Linked DNA regions of Homo sapiens: region 1 is linked to region 2. The links are chromatin loops, found by intact Hi-C in ENCODE. Cell type or tissue: ascending aorta. All regions are shown on one strand. Links, peaks and the distances in the headings refer to the core of each region. The heading gives the core; the rest is flanking DNA. Region 1 overlaps LOC105373900 (a long non-coding RNA gene). Region 2 has its middle 210 kb from the start of EPHA4.

Region 1 (8,340 bases), core at 192-8,191, 160 kb after region 2:
CAATTCTCTTCCTCAGCCTCCCGAGTAGCTGGGATTACAGGTGCCCGCCACAACGCCTGGCTAATTTTTGTATTTTTAGTAGAGACGGGGTTTCACCATCTTGACCAGGCTGGTCTTGAACTCCTGACCTCATGATCCACTCGCCTCGGTCTCCCAAAGTGCTGGGAATACAGGCGTGGGCTACTGCGCCTGGACTTTTTTTTTTTTTCTTTTTTTTTTTAGACGGAGTCTCGCACTGTCGCCCAGGCTGGGGTGCAGTGACGGATCTCAGCTCACTGCAACCACCGCCTCGCCTCCCAGATTCAAGCGATTCTCCTGCCTCAGCCTCCTAAGTAGCTGGGATTACAGGCGCCCACCACCACACCTGGCTAATTTTTGTATTTTTGGTAGAGATGGGGTTTCGCCATGTTGGCCATCTGGTCTTTAACTCCTGACCTCAGGTGACCCACCCGCCTCAGCCTCCCAAAGTGCAGGGATTACAGGCATGAGCCACCGCACCCAGCCGAAATATTCTTTTTCTAATGCTTATCTATAGGCATATCCAATTCAGGGAAAGGAAATGTGAGCTCTTTGGGAGATGCAGTTTTGGAATTGAACTCTGGAAGATATTTTGGATGTGAGGGCTAACTGCGACTTTTAATAATATTAATTTCTCACAGTAGTTGGGTGTTTTCCAATTTAAAAAGGGCTGACATTTACAAAAATGTATTTCTTTAGAAAGGTATGAATCTGGTAAAAGAGAAAATGATTGCTTTGCCCACTGGGGAGGTGCTTGGGGAGACTTCCTCTGCCTCATGTCACCTGCTGGTCTTTTCTGAACTCCATACTTGGGCGGGCATCCAGCACTCTAATCCATACCACACCCTCCTCATTTTGGCTCTTGAGAGAAAAACTGGTAAACAGTTTGGTTTTAGACAGCAAGTTCATGCCTTTAGTAATAAGGAAAGCTTATTTCTAACTTCTCTGAAAAGGATATAATAATGCCTTTAATAAGGAAAGCTTATTCTGACTTCTCTGTAAAAGAAATAACCATAATGCTTTTGTTGAAGTGACATCACTGAACTATAATTATTTTCTAGTACAGAGGGGTGTGTAAGGAGGAATTTTGTAGAATATGTAATGTGCAGTAGTAATCCCAGCTACTCGGCAGGCTGAGGCAGACAATTGCTTGAACCTGGAAGGTGGAGGTTGCAGTAAGCCGAGATCACGCCACTGCACTCTAGTCTGGGTGACAGAGTGAAACTCGGTCAAAAAAAAAAGAAAGAAAGAAAGAAAAGAAAGAGAGAGAGAGAAAGAAAGAAAGAAGGAAGGAAGGAAGGAAGGAAAGAAAGAAAGAAAAAGAAAAAAAGAAAGAAAAGAAAGAAAGAAGGAAAGAAGGAAAGAAAGAAAGTTCAGAGTAGAGGTTTTTCAAGATATTGTGATAGTTAACTTTATGTGTCAACTTTGCTAGGCCACAGTCCCCAGATATTTGGTCCAACATTATTCTAGATGTTTCTGTGAAGGCATTTTTTTAGATAAGATTAACACTTAAATCAGTAGACTTAGAGTAAAGCAGATTACCCTCCGTAATGTAGGTGGGCCTTACTCAGTTAGTTGAAGGCCTTAAGAATAATAATAATAATAATAATAATAATAACAACAACAATAATAAAGCCTGATGTCCCCAGGGGAGAGAATTCTGCCAGCTGACGGCCTTTGTTCTCCACCTGCAACATCACCTCTTTCCTGGGTCTCCAGCCTGCCAGTCTACCTTGCAGACTTTGAACTTGACAGCCTCCACAATCATGTAAGCCAATTGCTTAAAACCTCTCTCTGGGTGTGTACACACACACACACACACACACACACACACACACACTCTCTCTCTCTCTCTCTCTCTCGGTTCTATTTCTCTGGAGACCCCAGGCTAATACAGATATTAAGAATATCTTGCACCATGACTATTCCATTAATAAAATTCCATTCTCATTTTTTATTTGAAGGAGAGAAAATCATTTTATAAATCAAGAGGATGTGCCAGTTTACAACAGTTTTGTCCAAATGCCAATTTACCCTTTCTTGAAAAGGTACTCTTGAAAGAAGATAGAAATCTCCACCCCTTCCATGAGCCACGGAATTAGTAGGGAATCCCTTGATCAAAACTAAATGTCATATTGGTATTCAAGAAATTTTCCATAATTACACATGAATTCAATAAGAATAACCCACCTGCTGCAGGGTGTGAGAGGGAACCTGACAGAGAATAAAATGGAAAGACAGAGCTGGTGGCACCAAATGACCACAGTCTACCTGGTGCAGGGGATGGACTCTGGAGATAGGGTGGATTCCAGGTATTAGTAACAGCACAGTGACAAGAAAAGCTTCAAGTAGCTCATCCTACCAAAGTCACTTTACTACCAATAAATCACAGAAATCCCAAAAGCATTGCATTCAAATCATAAGAAGAAAAACCTCTTACCTTCAAAACTCTTTCCCCACATGCAAATCCCTGGTGGCTTAGCTTAAAAGCCAGAAGCATTTGAAAAGAATACTATTTATCTATTAATCATGGATTTTTCTGCCAACTTTTTCAGACTAAAGATTGTTCTGATATGTAAGAAATTCAGAAGAAACACTAGATTTGCTTTTAAAAGAGTAAGCTTCCTTTATAAAAAAGATTATATTTTACTGTACAAATTAAATTAGGAGTTATTTTTTTCAAAAGCACTGATTTCTAAATTTTTTGACTATCATATTTCTACAAGTGTCATTTAAACTACTAATCAAAATGTTCAAAATAACTGAGTTAAAGTAAAATTTAACAAATACATATTTCACAAATTAAAGTGTCTTTAGGTATGCAACCCTAACCATGAGTGTATATTTAGAAATTATATTCTTGTAATATTTACTAATGTGTCATGACTGTTATAAAACAAATACAAAGGTAGAACATTTTAGAGAACAGTGTAAAAAAAAATTTTGAAAGATCTAGTATTCTTTCTTTATTCCACAATAGGTGGTCTTGTTTAGACCCCACATAGAGGAAGACTGCCATAGAGAGCACCTCTTCAATTTCTGGCCATCTGAACTCCTATAGAGTATTAATCTACTGGAAATATAAAAGTGATAACTTTATTTTAGCTTGATAAATACAAATCAGTCCAATGTGGCCTAAACTATTACTATAAAAATTGTTCTAGAAATTCCTTTATCATAGTGATATCATACAAATCTCTGACTTTTCTCCCTGATGTGTTTCTGGGGAAAGTGCTTTTCTAAAGTCCTCAAGAAGCCACTTCAGTACTTCCTCAGAACATAGTTTCATATCTCTTTGTTCAGTACATTTATCTTTGCTGCTTTTTTAAATGGCACATCACATTCTACATTTGTGATTTATTTTTTAGCCCTTCTGTCTCCCACAATACAAATTTAAACTTCCAAGGGCAGGCAAAGCGTCTTCTGTGCCTCTCATTGCTCTGCAAGTAATGGGTGATCCTTAGAGTCATGTTTACTCAGTTCTTCAGAGAAGGAAAGTAATTGATGATCTCACTCTGGTCAGAGAAAGCAAAATAACTTTAATGGTGTCAAACAAATCGCAGTGGCCTTTATTCATAATGCATTCTCTTGAAAGGCCAGCTTGCTGCAAATATATGCCCTGGACCAGCTGAGCAATAAAAAGAACAAGGGTTTGTGACACAATGTTCCAGGAAGTCTGCCAGCCACAATTCTGAGCCTTCTGCAGGGTAGGAAAAGGGCAGCTAGCTTCAAATGCAAGCAAGCCCAGGAGAGAATGAGAAGAGCACAGTGTACCCTCAATACTTGTCAACCCTAACATGAGGATGCACTTGGTCACCATTTTCCAAAAGGAAGGTCAGAACCTCTGAACCTTCCTTGTGCAGAAGTTTTGAAGGTCTGAAGGTGTGTTAGTGGTCCACAGATTCACATTCAAGATACTCAGAACAACAACAAAAAAATCAGGACTAAATTGAGCATTATGATATCATTGTTAGTCATTCCTCCAGTAAAGTAATGAGTTATTTACTATAAAGTGTGAAGTACATGGGAGAAAGTATTATGCTGCAAAGGACCATGAAATTTATTTTGTTTCAACAGAAAACACAGTATCTCAGAAATGGAAGAAAATTTCTCTGCCCAACTCCTTTGTTTATGTCAATTTTTTTTTTTTTTTATTTAATAGGTGAGGAAGCTGAGCATTGGAACTTGTATATTTTCTGAAATACACAAGTAGCTAGTGGAAGTGTCAGGATTGGATTCAGGGCAGAATAACACAAGAGCTAACACTAAGAACTAATTTATTTTATATTTAGTCCTTAGGTCTTTGAAGTATTAATATTTCAGTGTTAAATAACTGGGGAGGTGGGAAAGGGGACAGGAGCAGAAGAAATGTGTTGATTTGCCAAGTCATTTCAAGACCAAGACTCATATTTACATTTTATTTTTGATTGTAAAATTATTACATTTGTGGTAATAAGTTACATCACTATAGAATTGCATTATAAAGACAAAAACCACTAACCTCAAGAGTTGTCGCCGGTCGGCGTGATCCTGAAGTGTGTGTGTTCGTTTCTCAGGTAAAATATGGCTAAAAGCTTATGGAGTAAGTGGAAAAGAAAGATGCGTGCTGAAAAGAGAAAAAAGAATGCCCCAGAGGAGGTCAGCAGGCTTAAAAGTATTCTCAAACTAGACGATGACGTTTTAATGAAAGATGTTCAAGAGATAGCAACTGTGGTGGTACCCAAACCCAAACATTGCCAAGAGAAAATGCAATGTGAGGTAAAAGATGAAAAAGATGACATGAAAATGGAGACTGATATTAAGAGAAACAAAAAGACTCTTCTAGACCAGCATGGACAGTACCCAATATGGATGAACCAAAGGCAAAGAAAAAGGCTAAAGGCAAAGCGAGAGAAAAGAAAGGAGAAAAACAAAGCAAAAGCAGTGAAAGTGGCAAAGGGTTTGGCCTGGTAGACTCTTAAAACCTTGGAAAATGCCACATGGGATAGATGACGGATTACAATGTATACACGTGTATACTTTTATTTCAACTGCCACCAAATGAAAACCATTTGTTTTCCTATTTTAACTTGGCCTTTTTTCTTCAATTCAAACCCAGCATAACTCCTCAAGTTTGTTTTGGGAACTTGAATAAAATATTTTCTTTGATACAAAAAAAAAAACATTTGTCACTGTAAATAGCTATGCAAGTATTATTTCAAATCTTTTTCTATGTTAGCCTAATACGCATGCACACACACTCATTTGTATGATACATTTATGCACATATATAAACAAAAATGTTTTTTGTTTCAAAATGGGTACATACTAGGCAAATTGCTCAGTAATTTGCTGTTTTTCACCTAACAATAAATCAGAGATGTCTTCCTATGGCAGCATGCATAGATCTGCCTCGTTCTTTTTAATGGCAATATCATATTTCATAGTACGTATGTACTGTTGTTTATTCTCCTATTGAGGGAAAAGTAGGTCAGTTCCAATTAGTTACTCTTAAAGAAAATGCTGCGTTAAACATATGAACCCCAATTGTGATGCTATTTCTTCAGGTCAAATATCTAAAAATGGGATTGCTGGGTCTTATTGCTGAATTATTTTAACAAGACTTGTAACACAGGTGTTTGGGGTTTTTGTTTGTTTTCAGAGGGGATTTTTCCTACACATTTAAGTAAAACCTTTGAGAAACTACTTCAACTAGATGCTGAATTACACCTCTAGTGTGTATTCTCTTGTTTTCTGAGTCCACTTTTAAGATCTCTTAATTATAAGATTTTTTAAAATTTATCTTGAAAAGCAATATAATGAATGAAAAATGAGTACAAGTCCACGAATATTCATGTCCCACGGTACATGTTTGGAAATAACTTTCATTTTCAAACTCTGACCTACTTATGACCTTCAAAGTTATACTACTACACTGTGATACAAAACAGCTTTACATCACAGACTCTAAAACAAAAGAGCAAGTATCAAAGATAGCATATTTGATGATATCAACTGGTCCTTCTTCACCTCTCACTCCTCTCTTGATATTTGCTAGGCATCCCTAACATTAAATTTTAAAATCCTTCACATGCGCCAGGTGTCACATATACCCCTGAGACAGCAGCAGTTACAAACCTATTCAAGCATGCTGCAGGAAAACTTGATCTTAGTCCATTAGTACTTTGTAGAATTTCAAATTGGAAAAGACTTTAGAATAAAGAGAGGAAGAAAACTAACTTTTACCAGAACACCTGCATGTGTAGACACTCCTTGGAGATCACCTCTTCTGTTTTTCACAGCCTTCTTGCAGGGGAACTATCCATGGATCCTAAATGAAGATTGTTCAAGGAAACTTACACAGCTGGTACATGATGGATCGGGAATGCAAATCCAGATCTTCTGACTCTAAAATCTATGTTTGTTCTGTTCCTGGAACTGCCTTTGTAATTGTCCATTCGGAATAAATGTTCTCTCATCTATACCAGCAGTCTCCAAACTTTTTAACACCAGGGACCGGTTTTGAGGAAGACAATTTTTCCACAGACTGGGGGTGCAGGATGGTTTTGGGGTGATTTAAGCACATTACATTTATTGTGCACTTCATTTCTTTTATTATTACATGGTAATATATAATAAAATAATTATTCAACTCACCATAATGTAGAATCAGTGGGAGCCCTGAGCTTGTTTTCCTGCAACTAGATGGTCCCATCTGGGGGTGATGAGCGACAGTGACAGATCATCAGGCATTAGATTCTCATAAGGAGCATGCAACTTAGATCCCTCGCAGGCACAGTTTACAATAGGGTTCATGCTTTTGTGAGAATCTAATGCCACCGCTAATCTGACAGGAGGTGGAGCTCAGGCAATAATGCAAGCAATGGGGAGCAGCTATAAATACAGATGAAGCTTTGCTCGCCTGCCCCTCACCTCCTGCTGTGTGGCCCAGTTCCTAACAGTCCATGGACGAGTACCGGTCCATGGCCCAGGTGTTGGGGACCCCTGATCTACACCATATAGGTGAGAGAATGTAAGTGTTTTTTCTGAAGCCCACATAGCTAGCAACAGTGCTAACTTCCAATCCAACATGACATCCAGTGAGATTGATGGGTTTAGTGTGATTTTGCAAATGGCCTTAATCCCGCCTAACACTCAATATTAAAATAGGTTTCTGTCTCCTCCTGCTGCTTCAGAGTCACTATGTTCCTATCTGTCTCCAGGGTCTGGGTTTCTAATGTGGACGTCACAAACATTCCTTCTGTCTAGTTACTTTCTCTCTAAAGGCTCTCCATTTGTCCACGGTATGAGCATAAACCACAATTGCATTTTGTGTATTTCTTTCCATTTTCACTGCAGAACTTAAAATCCAGCAATATGTAACACCAATCTTAAATCCACACATGGCCAAAGAGAAAGGAGAAATTGAACAGCATGTTGTGGTTGACATTGCTCAGATACTCCAAGGAACTGGAATAGTAATTTTACAGCTGAGATGGAATTAGGGCTCTCAGTTCCAATGATGAAGAGACAGGTCCCTGTAGTGGCCTCTTAGGAAACCATTGCAGTCCCCATTGTCATTAAAAATACTCATAAACTCTTCAGCAATAAAGTCTGTGGCTGCTATCTTCTGGAACTTCTGAAGAGGCTGACTGAAACTTCATGTTTCAGAGACTTTTTACAAATAACCACTGGATAAACAATAACTTCACCAAGGTTCCCCTTAGTTTGATTTTATCTTCAGTTAGCTACTAGATTTGAGCTGTAGCAATCTGTACATTAGATCCACATACTGCATAGCTTTTTTCTTTACTAGAAATTTAAGACTATAAGAGGGCTCTCATTATATTTAAAGCATTCATCAAATGAACAAAACTAAGTGGGTTTAAGTAGAATTTACTATACACACTTAGAGGAACTAAATAACTGACCCTTTCCTTCCAGTTAAAGGCATCAACTTGAAAATTATGTACTATTGTATTTTCCAGTAAATTGGAGATAATAATCATAGTAGCAACTTTTTGTCTATATATTAAAGAAGACCCAGGAAAAATGAATTGTTTTTTAGTTTTCTTTTGAAATGTATCTTCCACAAATAGTTTCTGGAACTCTTCTATATGGCAAAATCTGTAATTCAGGCTTCAGGGCCTCTGTTCTCACTGTCTTTCTTGCTACATGGAATGAGCAGAAAGATATTCATGAAAGATTGACTATGTCCAATTTTCTATGAGTAAAAACAACAGCAACATCAATATTTCAGGATCTGGAAAAAAAACATGGCTATTCTCTTTCCTTGAAAAGATTGTTAGAAATCATGGCATTTTAATGAATTCAAAATAACAG
Region 2 (8,340 bases), core at 100-8,099:
TAGGGCAGGGCTCTCTGGCTCAATTAACAAAGGGGGACAGTGCCCAGCTTAAGATCTGCAGGTTGACAGTGCAGGGGTGACAAGAAAATGTCTTTTTAGTCCCTCTCTGCACCGTTCTTACCCAACAGTGCTTTTTGAGTGCCCGAGGTTATTTTAGGAATCGCCATCATTTTATGCTGCAGTTGCTTCTCTCCCTGGTGAAAACCCTGGAGTGTTATGCAGCTTTAATTAACAGTGAGATGTTGTGTTTTGGATGGAGACCAAGGTATAGCCCTTCGGGTACCTTTTTGGCACTCATTACAGAGATTGTAAGGTGATTCCATCTCTCTGGTGTTCCTTAGGCAAGACAGAGATGCCGAGCTGAAGTGTACATGGGCAGCAACGTGGGAGCGCTCCTCAGAAAGCCGTGTTTTCACAAAGACTATTGGCTGTGAGAGCCAGGGTACGTGCCCTGCTCTGTGAATCCAGCCCAAGATGCTGCAGTGGGCTCCTTTCCTCTCTCCCTCTCTGCATTCTCAATCCCGTGGGTCAGAGGCCACCTGCTCTCCAGCACAAACGCTCGGTGGATAATGTGCACCTAGCGCCTCGCTGTCAGAGCTCCAGCGGTTCAGGGCACAAATGTTGCCTTTGGCCCGATTAATGGAAAAAAATAAATTATTCTACAGTGAACCTGCTGAAGGTATGTGTGGAGCCGAAATTACAAGGATTTTATCCTTTAGTTTTTCCCCTAACTTTCCTGTTGGTACAAAGTCAGCAACACTTAACTAGTTTTGTATTTTTTTAAAAGGGAGAATAATGGGTCTGTTGATACTAATTTGGATTTTTTTTTTGATGACCCCAGAGGTAGTTCTTGATTAGAAAATTATATTAGTAATAGAAATGCCTCTTTACTTCTACCCCATATGGGCATATCAGGGTAAAAATAGTCTGATGGTGTAATTTAGGTATTCTCCACTGATCCAGATGCAAGATCCATTAAAATCATTATGTGCCAGACACTGTGGAAGGAGACTTTACAGACATTATATCATTTAATTCTCACAGTTTTGTGCTGAAGCCTCATTTATAGGTAAGAAAGTTGAGGTGAGGAGTTAGTGAATGGCACAGTAGGGATTGGAAGCCAGGCCTTTCAATTCCATGCTTGACACTCTTTCCACTATACACATACTGTCCAGGACACATCACAGTTCACTGGGAAATGCCCACTTTAAAGAAACAATTTTCTCAGCAACTGGAGGCCAGGCAAAAAGGAGAGCTTGTGTGGGAAAGAAGGAGAGGCAAATAGTATGGTGGGATGAGAAAGAGAAAGGGAGAGAGACAGGCACACAGAGAGAAATACACACGGGGAGAAATGGAGATAAATACAAAGAAAGTGAGAATGGACAGGATAGAGTGGGAATCACAGCTGTGGTGGAGTCTTCCGGCCCAGGATGCATCCTTAGGAATGTTTGGATGTTTCACTCTGTAACGTGCTACTTATAGTTGAAATTATGAACCTTATTGTTGAATTGTGAAGAGGCTTAAATTATGAGTGTATCCCAAATACATCTTGGCTGGCTTGAGGCCAGTCCTGCCCATTGGTGTATCTCTCAGAACATACATCTGACTTCAGTGGCTAAGTAAATTGTGTAAATCCTTTTTTTTAAAAAAAAAACTGATTATATTCATTAATTTTTTTTAATTTTTTGAGACATGGTCACTCTGTCACCCAGGCTGGAGTGCAGTGGTGTGATCACAGCCCACTGCAGCCTCAATCTCCCAGGCTCAAGCAATCCTCTCACCTCAGCCTCCAGAGTAGCTGGGACTACAGGTGCATGCCACCATGCACCACTGAGTTTTTTATAATAATTTTTAATAAAGACAAGGTCTTGCCATATTACCCAGGCTGCTCTTGAACTCCTGAGATCAAGGAATCCATCAACCTTGCCGTCCCAAAGTGCTTGGATTACATGTGAGAGCCATCATGCCTAACCTATTCATTTATTTTTAATAAACCTATGTAAGTACCTCTTATCTTAAGAATTAGAACATTACTAGTAACTGTGAAGCCCTCACGTTTTCTTCCTGATATCATCTTGTTTCCTCTTCATTGAAGTTAATCATTTTTATGATTACTGGAATAATTACTCCTCATTTTTCTATTGAAAATATTCAATTTTTTAATTGACACATAAGTATACATATTTATGGGACACATAGTGATACATATATGTAAAATGATCAGATCAAAGTAATTATTAGTCTATTTTTCATTATACTTTGACCAACTATGTATACTATGGGCATAGTACACATTGCATTTTAAATTTCTAAAAAATTTTAACCTTTTTTTATGGTAAGAACACATAAAATCTATTTTCTTAGCAAATTTCAAGTAGCTAAACACAGAAAGAAAAATATTGCGTAATCTTACTTCTATTTGGAACCCCAAAAGGAAAAAAAAAAAAAAGATGAGCACCTAGAAACAGTACAATGTGGTTACCAAGGGTGGGAAGGGGCAAAAGTGGGAAGATGAAAGGGTACAAAGTTAGGGTTATGTGGAATGAATAATTCTTAAGTTCTAATGTACAGCATGAGGACTATAGCTAATAACATTGTATTATATTTTGGAAATATTTATATTTAGTTTTTTTTGAAAGAGTGTTGCTATAGGTTTGGATGTTTGTCCCCCCTCAAGCCTCACATATTATCCCCACAGTGGGAGGTAAGGCCTAACAGGAGGTGTTTGGGTCATGGGGGTGGATCTCTCATGAACAGCTTAGTGCTGTGCTTGCCGTAATAATTTCTTCGTCCATTGTTTCTCACGAGAGCTGGTTATGAAAAGGAGCCTGGCACTCCTCCATTTCCCTCTTGCTTCCTCTCTGGCCATGAGATCTCTGCATGTGATCTCATGCCAGCTACCCTTGGTCTTCCACCATGCCTGGAAGCAGCCCGAGGCCTTCACCAGATGCCTGATCTTCCAGCCAACAGAATAATGAACCAAGTAAATATTTTTTTTTAAGAAAAAAAGAAAGAAATGACCCAGCCTTAGGTATTTCTTTACAGCAATACAAAACAGAGTAAGACAAATGTGCACAATTTTAACTACAGACAGCACATTACAGAGCAAAATATCCTAAAATTCCTTAGAATACCTTCTCTCCAGAGATCCTATAGTAGCTGTGCTTCCTACTCTGTCCCACCCACTCTCTTTTTGTGTGTTTCTCTCTGTGTGTATTTCTCTCTGTGTCTTTCTCCCCTTCTTTTCCTGGTGCCATGATGCCACTTGCCTCTCCTTCTTTCCCATACAATTACTCCACTCAAGTACTCCCCTCTCAACTCGTGCCCCTCCTCTTCACACAGGGCCCCCAGGGAAGTCTGTGACTGCTATTAATCTCATAGGGAACAGGCCTTGGAATTTCAGTGAATAAAATTCTCCATCTCATTATATAGGTTAATAAGCTCCTACAGCATGTTCAGATCCTATGAAATATTAACGACGTGACACAGAAGTTGTAGGCGGAGGGTATCTTATGCTTAGAGCATTTAGGAGCCTTTGCCAATGGAACATCAATCAGAAATCAAAACAAAGCATTGTTAAATGCATAATAAAAACTCAGTGGAAAAATATTTGATTTCTAAATGTCTGATATAGGAAGCAAGTTCTGGGGAGACCATTCATTGCTACTTAAAGGGAGATGTATTTAAAATTGAAGATGTATGTGACCTTCCCACTAGGAAATAAACAACATGTTTGGGTTATACAGAACAAAGCAGAAAAATCATTTTGGAAGTCAAGTAGTAAGTTGTAAAGTTAACATTTCATGGCAGCAGTTTTTTATTCTACAGTGTATGATAGGCAGTGGGGGCTAAGATTAGCACTCAGCTTCCAGTTCACAACTTGGTGGAATCAAATATCTTTCTATGAGCACAACTCTATGGCAAGTCCCCCACTGAACCTCTCAGAGCAATGGAGAGGTTTGAACATAAAACCAAAGCTCTTCTAACTGAGGTTCCAATTTTATGTGCTCCTTAAAGATAAATGTAGATTTAACTTTTACACTTTAGTGTCCTGCGTTGACCTGGTATGGTAAAAATAGCAACCCTGAGCAAAGAAACCATAGAAGAGTTTATTTCTTTTCTTGTGTGTGTGTGTTTTTTTTTCCCTTTATTCTTTTTTGGCCATGATAAGACACTTAATTGCTGCAATACTGTCGTTTTAGGAGGGATATCTCAGTGGTTCAAGTAGGACAAGACAGAGCCTGACGCTTCTGGCAAATTCAAAACTGTGCAGCTAGACAGTATTTGCCAGAATCTTAGTCCAAAGCCAGAGGTTCTCCGCTGTTTACGCAGATTCTCCATCAGATTAAAGTTGTTCCCACCTTTAAATTTTAGAAGGATAGTTTGGAGACTGTTATGACTATCCAGACACTTTGTACATTTGAGAAGATCCAGAATTGTCAGATAGCAACATTTTTTTCCTTTCCTTTCTTTTTTTTTTTTTTTTCCTCTATACTTTTGGATGCTTAAATAATTTTTTTCTTCTGCAGACTTCGGAAAGGGACTGCTTGAGTTCCAGAAGGCCAAGAAAGTTTCAAGGAAGGAAGAAAATAAATCACAGGATCAAACTAAAAGTCATCCATCATGGACCAGGTCTGGACCCTAGGTTCCTGGGTCAGGGAATAATAATCATGACACTGTAAACTTCTAGTGGGAGGAATCATAATTCATAGGCTGACTCTACCATTACTCTGAACTCCCTTTTCATTTGCTTCCTGTCCTAGCTTTCCTTGAAGCTAAAGGTAGCCATGTGACACTGTGTTAGGCAATGGAACTTCAGCAGGAGTCTGCTGGGCTGAGTAAGAAAGGCTTTCTTATTTAAAACAAACAATATAACTTGCGTCTGCCTTTTGGCCCTGCCTTGAATGCAGATTCTGTGCCTGGAGACCACAGCAACCATCTAGAGAACATGAGGGAAATGCCAAGACAATGGCAGGAACCTTGGACCCGGCCGGCATCACTGAGTCATGGAACCAAAGCCAGTAGCGGCCTCCTTCCAAGGAATTTGTTAGTTAATAATGAAAGGAATTTATCTATTTGAACCACTCTATGATGGATTTGCTGTTGCTTGAGCCAAACAGATTCCTAACTGATACATTGCCCTGGCTAGTGCCTAGCAAAATGACTTTCAACCAGCAAGAGGGAGAGAAAACACAGGAGCTCAGGCTTTAATAACCATCTCAATAGCCATCATTCTAAAATCTGCTTCTCCAGTCCCAGTCTGCTTTCTAAATTTTAGAACCGTGTGTCCTATGGCCTAAAGGGTATTCCCAACAGGCTAACTCACAGTACCTCAAACTCTTCTTTTACTAAACTAAACCCCCGTTTTCCCCCCTAAATCTGTTCCTCTGATTTGAATTCTTAATTTAAATTAACAGGATCACAGTCCTCTAACTGTTGAAGTCAGGATATAGGCCCCACCCAATGGAATTCTATTGAGCTTGCACCATTTCAAAGTCCTAATGACAGATCCACAACTTTCTCTGTACTAGAGTTTTTTTGTTTTGTTTTGTTTTGTTTTGTTTTAAACCTGGAGATTAGTCACATAATGAACTGAGAAAAAAATGCACAATGACTTCAGGTTTACTCACATCACTGCTCCTCCTCCTGCTCTCATATCTTCAGACTTAAGGACAAAAGGGAAGGGGAGAGGAGAAGGGAAGTATTCTTACCCTGATAACTGGTTCTTCCTGGATCTGCCCAGCTCCCTGGCCTTGGTGAGGGAAGGGGCCCCTGGAGAGGGCAGGGTTCAACAGCCAGGACTTTTCAAACGACAAGAAGATAATAGGAAAATATCGCTCAGAAAGAAGCTACGTGAGGACCAAAATATTAAATCTCTTTATTTTGTTTTGCTTTTTCAAATTATACAGTCTAATCCTACCCACAGGTGCCATTAATATTGGCTCCTCCCTAGAGACTCAACTCCAACCAGCAAAAGAAAATTTTAAAAATGCTTCGGTTCACATAACTCACCATAAAGGTAGCACTGGAGCTGGCCCTAGGGTTGACCGGAACGGGGAATTGACATCCCTTCAGAAATACCTTGCCTGTCAGCTTCATTCTCTCAGTGCAGACAGGCTGCTTCTCACTGCAGTCCACAGGTCACCAGCCTTTCAGCTCAAGCCCAGAGAGAAAAAGTCACCTCTCACCTCACCTCAGTCCAAAAAATCCCAGAAAAATAATCACTAGGCGTTTTCTGAGGTCCTTGAGGACAAGGTTTGTACACATAAAAGACTGTGTGCAGCAACTTGGTTTCTAAGATAAATATTCAATATACTAATGTAATGGAGTTTTTTTTTTCTTCCAGCTTTTAAGTTCAAACTACAAATCTTATTATTCTATCTATAAATCTAATAAAATTTTAAGGGATACTTTACAATTTTGGCAATTAAGTTCAGTTAAACAGTCTAAACCACATTTATAAATGTAATATATATGATTTTCTTTTTAAGTACTTCAAATACTTCACTAACAAGCAAAACTTTTCCAAGAACCTAAGCAATTCTTATAAATCTAATAAATTAAACTTTTAAATATCGTGACCCTTAAGTTCTCTTAAATCTTTCAATACTGTTTACAAACTTAGCCAGCTTCTCCTGGAACTTTCTAGTCTAAAATCAACCACTAAATTAGACATTTAAACTAGAATCACATGGCTAATTACAAGGTTGACTATATGCCAGAATCTTTAAACGTTAAAAACACTTTACAAACATTACAAACACTTTAAGTATCAGACATACTGCAGTTGTCTTAAATTCAACACAAAAACGTTGAAGAGTGTGGGTTTTGTTTACTTCATCCTCCTTGTGGTTAACTCTAAAATCTTCCAAGGTTGGAAAACACCTGATAAGGAAAGAGTTTTATAATTCCCAGAAAACTGGAGCTACCTTCCCACTGATTGGTTTTTCTCATTAACCAGAAATTTAGACACAGACACTAGGGACTAAAGCCCTTCAACTTGATAGTCTTAACTTTCCTGACAGGCAGGATGAAGTCCTTTTATGTATATATGTATGTATGTCTTTATTTATTTATTGTAGAGATCAGGGTTGGGGGTGGGGGGGGGGGTTCTCATTATGTTGCCCAGGCTGGGCTCGAACTCTTGGCCTTAAGCAATCCTCCCACCATGGCCTCTCAAAGTGCTGGAATTTCATGTGTGAGCCACCGTGCCCAGCTGAAAGCCCTTTTTAAAACAATCAACAGTTAGGGAATGCTAACCCCATGTCCTAAAAATGGGGCCCATATAGCTGAACTGAATCTCCTGAGTTAAAGCTAAACTGTTTCCTAATTTATTTGAAACGTCTTTTACCTATCATCACCTGTTTTGAGTTCATGAGTTTAGTAACTTCTCGTCTAGATTTCTCCTTCACTTGATTGGAATCAGTTAATCTATTTAGTGTTTGATTTCTATGCAATCTGCCCCATGGGCTACATCTGCCAAGGCCATTTTAAAAACAGGAGGTAGAAGGACTCTAGGTATTTTGGTCACGTGCCCACCTGCTGGGCCAAGTGAGCTGAATTTCTGGTTACTGTACCTTTTGACCATGGGTCCACAGACAGGGTAGGGAAAGAAGAGAGAAACAATGAAGTCGCTGTTAGGAGAATAACAAGCAGCTACTGGCAATAGTTCCCACTCTGCCCACATCACACACCCCTTCCCAGTTCATCTCCATTCTATGGCCAGTAAGATTTTTCTCATATGTAAATCTGGCCATGCATGTTTGATATGGTTTGGCTGTGTCTCCACCCAAATTTCATCTTGAATTGTAGTTCTCATAATCCCCGTGTGTCATGGGAGGGACCTGGTGGAAGGTAATTGAATCATGGGGCCAGTTACTCCCATGCTGAGATTCTCACGATAGTGAGTGAGTTCTCACGAGATCTGATGGTTTTATGAGGGGCTTTCCCCCTGCTGCTCAGCACTTCTCGTTGCTGCCACCATGCGAGGACGGATGTGTTTGCTTTCCTTTCTACCATGATTGTAAGTTTTCTGAGGTCTTCCCCAGCCCTGCAGAACTGTAAGTCAATTAAATCTCTTTCCTTTATAAATTATCCAGTCTCGAGTATGTCTTTATTAGCAGCATGAGAACAGGTTAATACTATCTTTCTCATTAAAATCCTTGAGAGACCTTCATTGTCTACACTGTGGGATTGTACTACTCCATTCTTGCATTGCTGTAAATACCTGGGACTGGGTAATTGATGTTTTTAAAAAAGGTTTAACTGGCTCATGGTCCTGCAAGCTATACAGGAAGCAAGATGCTGGCATCTGCTTAACTTCTGGGGTGGCCGCAGGAA

Evidence for each region. Hi-C counts contacts between places; a loop is a spot of excess contacts. Peaks named below come from ENCODE experiments on the same cell type or tissue, not always from the same donor. Only the 100,000 strongest peaks of a DNase experiment are listed, where the experiment ranks them.
Region 1: it touches region 2 in a loop (8-fold over the local background); 2 of 110 quality-filtered maps call a loop at or near these places.

What each region holds. Positions count from the first base shown.
Region 1 is chr2:221,939,642-221,947,981 of GRCh38, forward strand. All of the region lies in intron 1 of LOC105373900 (a long non-coding RNA gene), which reads right to left. It also overlaps the pseudogene LLPHP3. Among named protein-coding and RNA genes, the nearest start is that of CCDC140, 350 kb to the right of the region's middle. In ascending aorta, for the core only: no CTCF peak of the experiment used is centred there; a DNase peak (open chromatin) is centred at 3,700; H3K27ac peaks cover 1,581 bases.
Region 2 is chr2:221,774,876-221,783,215 of GRCh38, forward strand. No RefSeq gene overlaps it. Among named protein-coding and RNA genes, the nearest start is that of EPHA4, 210 kb to the left of the region's middle. In ascending aorta, for the core only: no CTCF peak of the experiment used is centred there; DNase peaks (open chromatin) are centred at 445 and 4,976; H3K4me3 peaks cover 471 bases; H3K27ac peaks cover 1,110 bases.